Regions from separate parts of the Homo sapiens genome. Here regions 1 and 3 are each linked to region 2. Evidence: chromatin loops called from intact Hi-C (ENCODE). Cell type or tissue: A673. All regions are shown on one strand.

Region 1 (2,500 bases), 790 kb before region 2:
CAATTTGAGAATGTGGCTGAGTTTGCCTATTAAATCAGGACCCCAAGTGGATCTAAGTGCAGTGGTTTTGATTGAAAGAAAAAAAAAGTTTTTGCATTCAATATGTATGGATCATGGGGTGGGGGTTGATACAAAATAGAAAAAATATATAGATAAAGAAAATGAAGACATCTCCCAATCTTTTCTGAGATTGCCATCAACATAAAAGGCAGGTTATTAATCTTCAGGGTACAGTCTTTGTATGGAGGGAATCCCTTGGGGGTTATTGGAAATTTTATTGCTTTTCATTGGACTCAGTGTAAAATGGGGTAATTTAGGCTTAACAAACAAAGCTCGGGTTGACTCACTTTTTTTCAGAGGCTCCAGAAAGAGAATTCTCACAGAGCAGGAATCAACCTTTTCCTCCATAAATCACAGGAGGAGGTGAGAATTTGGCTAATATCCAGAGCACTGCAAAGAAATAAACAATGCAAAGCAATCTGTGGCTTACTTGATGCCAGTTTCTCCGTAGATAAATATTTCTGTGTTTTGATCTTATACATTCTTCCCCCTCAAGCTGAAACTTTTTCTGTCTCTCTTCCAGTCTGTCTGTTAGGCGAGGCCTTGGGAGCAGGATCCTGACAATGTACTGGTCAGCTCTTTTAGGGTTTTTTTTTTTTTTTTAAAGTTGATTTCCTCTGCTGGTGAGCCATACATCACTGACATCCCTGTCTGTGCTGCTTGTCTGTGACAGAATGACAGGTGTCATTTGTCACTGGGGCTTGCGGAAGCTGTGGGAAGAGGGATTGAAATTTTTTTTCTGGAAGGGCTCAGTGTCTGCCAGATCATTAAAAAGGGGGCTTTCCAAAGAAAGCTGTGTGTAATGTGATTGCACTTACTGTCAACGATAGGCTAAAAGAAAGAGAGAACATCAAAAGGGAGTGAGAGAAAGAGGGGGAGGAAAGAGAGGAGGAGTTTCTGCCAGGGGCATTTAAAGTTCTTGAGCTGCCAATGCAAGGATCTGCTTTAGTTCAGTTCTAGTGTGTGCATGCTAAATAAGTCCTTCAGAGATTTCCGCTCAGCTCATGGTGCCAATGAGGAGACCGTAACAGGAAACCTCTTTAATAGCACTTCTTCTCATCACATATTATGTAGGGCATGGAGACAGACTTGGTACTATACAGGGCATGACTTGCAGTCCAATCATTGAAGAGCTGAGGCAGGAAAACCTATTTGAACAAAAGCAGAGGGTCCCAATAAATCACGAGGCAAAACTGAGACCTGCTGGCAGGCTCCTTCTCCAAAGAGACATTTACAGCATCCTGTTTGCATAAGCACGCTCGGAAAATGCCCAAGAATATCTCCTTGCAGCTTCTCTCCTCTTGGCATGAAGTCCGTCACCAAATGGATCTCCAGGGATCAGGGAATAGAGTCTGCTTATCATTTCATTGCAAAGGGGAAGTGTTCCTTATTCTACTCCCTGTGCCATTAAAGTAATAAAAAGAAGTTAACACTTTCATAGTTCTGCCTATGTGCCGGACACTGCGGTAAATGTTTTACTTATACACCTCACTGTAATCTTCATAGCAATCCTATGAGATCGCTATTTCTGTTTTGGGGATGGTGTCATTGAAGCACAGAGAGGTTAAGTAACTTATCCAAGGTTGCACACTTCTTGGCAAAGCTGGGATTCAAATCTGGATAGTTGGGGTCTGGAGTCTATGCTTTTAGCCTCTTATTGGGAGGGTGAATGATGAACACAGTGGGGAGGCCAGATGATTTTGATAACTTCCAGATTGCAAATCTAACCATGCTGATTTAGGAAATTAACAATTTAGTGATGATGCAAACCAGGGATCTGCAAACTACAGCCAGTGAGTCAAATCCCACCTGAAACCTGTTTTTATATAGCTGGCAAACTAGAAAGAATTTTCACATAAATGGTTGAAAAATTTTGTAAAAATCTGTTTTCTCTTTTGTTACATAAGTACCTGCACATATCCTCAATTTAGTCTCTTGTCTTGCAAAGCCTAAAATATTTACTAGCTGGTCCTTCACAGGGAGTGTTGGTGGCTTCTAATCTAAGGTAAAATCAACTACAGGAAAATAAAATAAAATAAAATAAAAGTTTTTTAAAAAAAAGAAGGAAAGAAAGAGAAAGAAGAAAGGAAAAAGGAAGGAAGGAGGAGAGGAAGGAAGGAAAGGAGGAAAAGAAAAAGAAGGAGGGAAGAAAGGAAGGAAGGAGAAGATCTTAAAAAGAGAAGAAAAGGAAGGGACTTCATTTAAAAGCAAATAAGAAAACTAAGATCCTCACCAGTGGAGCTCTGAGGCCAACAGAAACACTGAAATTGGGCTGGCTTAGGTATACTTACGTGGGAAGGCCATCCTTTCAAAATAAGTTTTCCTTGACTGCCTTTCCACAAAGCCTGCTGCTTGGAGAGACAAATTAGCTATTAGGTAATCTAGTTAATTGACAAGTGACTTAACTAATTACCCTAACATGCTTATTAAATGTTACCTT
Region 2 (2,500 bases):
AGTTCACATTCTAGTGGCACTGCTTTGGAAGGTGGGGGCCGTCATTACACAAATCCCATGGGTGTGAATTGAAGGGACACAGTTAGTTTGGGGAATGGTTAGCCTTAAAGCCACTGATACCAATAATGGCTTTACTGTCTACTGTATCATTGTATTGCCTTCTCAACATGATTTCACCAAAATGATTCATTGAAACTGATTATGGTATTCCCATAATCCCCTTGCCTGGAACTGCATCCATCATTCAGCACAGTTTTAGGATGAAGTCAACCCATGGAACATGGCAGAATGGAGTGTCAGAGAACCAGAGCCAGGCTATGAGACTTAACACCAGTTATATGAAACGATACATTTCCTCATTATCGTTGTTAGCTGGAAGAGAGTCTCAGAGAATCAAAGCCAAAGATGTTATACAACACCTATTATATGAAATGATAAATACCCTTATTGTTACGATTATCTGCCAATTCAAGTAGGGGTTTTCTGTTACTTGGTGCTAAAAGTTCCCCATGATAGAATAGCTTGCCTTTCCTAAGTGCTTACAATGTGCCAGCCACTGCACTAAATGTTTGGTATGCACCATCTCACTGCATGCTGGCAGCAACTCCACGAGTAGGCTCTATTATTAGCCCATTGTTGAGGGAGGACACTCAGAGTTTAAATCACTTGCTCTTTAGTTGGGAGTGGAGAAGATGAGAGGTAAGGCTGCTTTGTGGAGCAGGATGGGCCAGTAAGGATTACTTAAATGCATTGCAATGACACCAACTGAAACGTTTTGCAATCACACAATCTTCCTTGAGCTTCTTCCAAGATAGAGCAGATAAGGATGGAAACACAAACCAACCAACCTTATCTTCATTTGGAGGACTGAGAATCATAGAAGGCAACTGACTTGCCCAGTTCAGCTTTCTCGTTCTAGTTCTCCTAATTAAACTTGACTGCTTTCTAGAAGTTAATCAACAAATACACTCTCAGGCTGCTTTGGCCCAGTTTCCCGGTTAGGCAATCAGGGAAAAAGGGCTAGGCATTGTAAAACCCCAGGTCCTGCAGCTCCCCCACGTGGCTGCATTTTGACAAAAGCAAGCTTCTGAGAGAGTAGATCACGTAAGGAACCAGCCCTTCCATGGCTGTCATTAGCAGAAGTGCAGCTGGGGGCCATTTTGTCAAGAAGTGCTTATTTGGAAAAACAAAACAAAACAAAAAATGAAAAAAAAAAAAAAAATCTATACAGGTGCATGCCAGTCCCCCGGTAATGAAATGTAACAAAGGAAGCACTTAAGTTCAGTGAGGGAAATACAGCTTTAAATTACAGATTGTACCCAGAGCACTTTATAAACGGTAATGTGTGATAATGTATTATCCTTACTTCTGTGAAATTGTGGACTGCAACTTCTGCCGGGGCCAGTTAAAGGGCCAGGAGATGGAGAGGGTTGCGTGAATGCCATTCAAGAAAAGGGCAACAGAGGCTAAGGGGTTAAACTCCCCAGAAAACCAATTTATGCAAAGGGCTGGATCCTGACCGGCATTCTGCACTAAAGATCTGAATTACAAATTTAGAGAATTTGCTGCTCGGTAAGTAATTTCTTTTCTTCCTAATGGAGACTATAATTTCCAGTGGGCCGGTGCCACTTAATTTGCACTGATAGAGTGAACAAAATCTTGACCACGGAGAAGCCTAATTCTACTCACCGTGCAAAATTGCCCTTTAAAAAGGCTTAAAGAGGGACATTCAAAGGATGGTTAAAACCAACCCCTATAATCTTACATTGCTGCAAAGCACATTCCCTAGTTTCCCCTGTGTTTGTATCTTGGGTTAGTTAATAATTGGAATTAGTTCTTTTTCCTTCCCTGTAAGGTAGGTAGTGTAGCTGATTTTATTTTTTTAAGGTATAAGATCTACTTGGGATTATCTGACATAAGAAATAACATTGTCAGATTCAGATTGGAGAAATCTGCACCCTTCCAGGCACTCTGAGAAGGGAAAGGACACAGATTCTTGGTTTCTTGAAATCTAATTCTTTAAGACACTTAGAATCTAATTTAATGAGACCCCAGTGCTTCTGGACTGTTTGCAAACAGACAAGAACAATCTAGTGTGTGTGAAGTGGGAGGAGGGAGGGGAGAGAGTGTGTGTTTAAACCCCTGATAATTTATCTAAAAAGCAAGGGGATACATACAACAAAGACCAGGAATTTCACTTTCTTTCTCTTTTCCTTCCCATTTTGGTTTCTATTTTGTTATGTGCCTCCTTCTCCAAGACAACGAATGCAGGAAGGACCTCACTGGCTGCTGGGAACAACTGCCCTTTTGAATGAATTCTTTTATGGTTACCAGTCAAAAAGTCACCGTCAGCTGGAACTGGAAGGGAGGTGTGTGTGTGTGTGTGTGTGTGCGCGTGTGTGTGTGTACGCGCAGTGGCAGCCATTTCAGCTCAATAGCTCCATTCCTGGAAAGGCCACTTCTTCTTGACATGGGAGAAGACACACTTCCCTGTGTACCT
Region 3 (2,500 bases), 260 kb after region 2:
ATCCAAGATCAAGGCACCTGTAGGTTTAATGGCTGGTGAGAGGTCCAGTCTCTCCTTCTAAGATGCCAACTTGTTGCTGTGTCCTCTGCAGGGCAGAATGCTATGTCCTTACATGGTAGAAGAACAGAAGAGAATGAACCTTGATATGGTTTGGCTGTGTCCTCACCCAAAATCTCATCTTGAATTGTAATCCCCATAATCTCCATGTGTCAAGGGAAAGACCAGGTGGAGATAATTGAATCAAGGGGGCGGTTTCGCCTACTCTGTTTTCGTGATAGTGAGTGAGTTCTCACGAGGTCTGATGGTTTTGTGTTTGGTAGTTCTTCCTGCATTTATTCTTGATCTTGCCGCCCTGTTAAGAAGGTGCCTTGCTTTCCCTTCACCTCCCGCCATGATTGTAAGGTTCCTGAGGCCTCCCCAGCCATGTGGAACTGCGAGTCAATTAAACCTCTTTCCTTTCTAAATTACCCAGTGTTGGGCAGTTCTTTATAGCAGTGGGAGAATGGACCAACACAAACTCGTTCCCTCAAGCCCTTCTATAAGAGACCCAATCCCATTCTTGAGGGCTCTGTCCTCAGACTTAAAGACCCCCGCCTCATTGTAAAACCACATTGGCCATTAAATTTCAACTACGAACTCTGGAGGACACATTCAAATCATAGCAGCTTCCTTGATGGGAGTAACATAGACGCTGAGTCTTAAGGATAGGCAGACGGTAGAATGCAGCTGGCTGAACAATAGGAGAAAGGCATCATAGGCAGCAGGAAAAGCAAGTGCAAAGGCCCTGAGGCAGGAGGGAGCGTGTAGCATTCACAGAATGGAGGCCCAAGAGGGTGAAGCACAGTGAGTGAGGGGAAAGATGGTCCAAAACAAGGTCAGGGAGGGAGGCTAGGCCCTGGTAAGAAATTTAAGTGCAATGGGAAAACAATGAAACATTTCAAACAGCGTTATGGAAAAACCATTTGCAAAATTGTTTAGCTAAATACAAACTGACAGTACTTAACATTACCCAGCACAGTAAGATTCAAAAGAAGTGCAAAATATTCGGAAGGTGGATTTGAATGATTTAAGTCTGGGGAACACTGTCATGTTCCTCGGGTGCCCTCTGCAGGCGCCAAACCAAATTGCTGCGTGATCCTGGGGATTTGCTCCTTCTTGCCTCTCACTCCTCATGGCCAGCATGGAAGAGGAATCTGATCAAGGTTTCCTTTTTAAATCTTAGAACCAGGAGCCTGGAGCAGGTGTTGCAGGTTTTGGAGGGCACCCAGGTGCGTACTGCCAGGAAATGATGTGATAACCTCATTCTCGCTTTGTGACAAAATCTAAATTAAACTGGGACATGTCTGGACAATTTTGTAGCTTACATACCAATTCAAACAGGTTTTTTTTTTCTCTTCATTTTCCAGTCAATATACTGACCATTTCTGTCCTTATATCTTCCTCACGGAGTGTTCCTGATGGTAGTCACACAGTCTTTTATTATAATTTTATGAGTTCTTGTTGGAGCGATTAATAGCATTTATACTAATAAAACTTTCTAACATACTGTATAATTTACTTATATGTTTTGGTTATGATCTTTTTCCTATCAATAGAATGTAAGCTACATGAGGACAAAGAGTTTTGTCTGTTTTTTCAGTGTTATGCCCTCAATGCTGAGCACCTGCCCTTCTTGGTCCAAGCAACATCCCACTGATTCCACAGTCCTCAGGGACCACTCCAGCAAGATTCAAGCTCTTTCTCCCCTGGACTCGCCCCAGGGTTGCAGCTTCTGGTGCTGTGACTTTGGTCATATGTTTGCCAACCATAAGCTTCATGATGCCAAGCACCTTGTCTGCTTTATTTTTCTGCTTGCAATAGCACCTAGCATGGTAGAAATTTCAAACAAACACACGCATAAATGCTCTCATTTAGGTATGTTAAAACAGAAGGCTGGGAGTTACAAGTTCATATACCTGGAGGGCCTCACAGGTGAGCACATGGATGGGCAGGTGCCCTACATGTACCTGTGTGCGCTCTGTGAGTGGGGGGGTCTGCCAGGCCCAGGAGAGAGCCTGCTGGCCGAATGTGCCAGGCCAAAGCAGCACCAGCAGCTGCCCATCAGGCAGAAACACAGGTGCAATGTCACCAGGATGCTGATTGTACCAGCTCAAGCAAAACTAAAAATCTCAAATATTGGTTCCACTAAAGAAAAATACCATATGGGTCAAAGAAAACATAGCCTGGATCCAGTCAGTGGGAGGCCAGTTTTCAACCTGGCATAAGGGAAAGTCTTTCCAAATGGTCATTGTTGATTCTCCTCCCTGACCTGCAGGATCCACATGCTTCCACTTGTACCCCATGCTTCTCCCCGGAGAGCCAGGGACAGTCCCCAGCTGGAGAAAGGACCAGAAACAAAGGTCGGAAATGCTCCACATCAGGAAATGAGAAGATGCTCAGCAGACTTGAAAGTCCCTGTACCATGCGGACTTGCAGAACGAGTTTTTCTGCTAGGAGAGAG

The links. Hi-C counts contacts between places; a loop is a spot of excess contacts. Peaks named below come from ENCODE experiments on the same cell type or tissue, not always from the same donor. Only the 100,000 strongest peaks of a DNase experiment are listed, where the experiment ranks them.
Region 1: it touches region 2 in a loop (2.7-fold over the local background); 10 of 110 quality-filtered maps call a loop at or near these places.
Region 3: it touches region 2 in a loop (6-fold over the local background); 27 of 110 quality-filtered maps call a loop at or near these places.

Annotation. Positions count from the first base shown.
Region 1 is chr20:53,148,533-53,151,032 of GRCh38, forward strand. All of the region lies in intron 1 of TSHZ2 (teashirt zinc finger homeobox 2), which reads left to right. Among named protein-coding and RNA genes, the nearest start is that of TSHZ2, 180 kb to the left of the region's middle. RefSeq lists a silencer at 684-884. In A673, no CTCF peak of the experiment used is centred here; DNase peaks (open chromatin) are centred at 379, 1,069 and 1,659; H3K4me3 peaks cover 772 bases; H3K27ac peaks cover 2,421 bases.
Region 2 is chr20:53,939,027-53,941,526 of GRCh38, forward strand. It overlaps BCAS1-AS1 (BCAS1 antisense RNA 1), which reads left to right. Exons shown (of 5, transcript NR_199019.1): 3 at 1,406-1,572; 4 at 2,259-2,369. Among named protein-coding and RNA genes, the nearest start is that of BCAS1-AS1, 25 kb to the left of the region's middle. RefSeq lists a silencer at 1-38. In A673, a CTCF peak has its summit at 1,061 (motif pointing left); a DNase peak (open chromatin) is centred at 1,065; H3K4me3 peaks cover 854 bases; H3K27ac peaks cover 2,500 bases.
Region 3 is chr20:54,198,724-54,201,223 of GRCh38, forward strand. No RefSeq gene overlaps it. Among named protein-coding and RNA genes, the nearest start is that of PFDN4, 8.1 kb to the right of the region's middle. In A673, a CTCF peak has its summit at 1,111 (motif pointing left); a DNase peak (open chromatin) is centred at 1,088.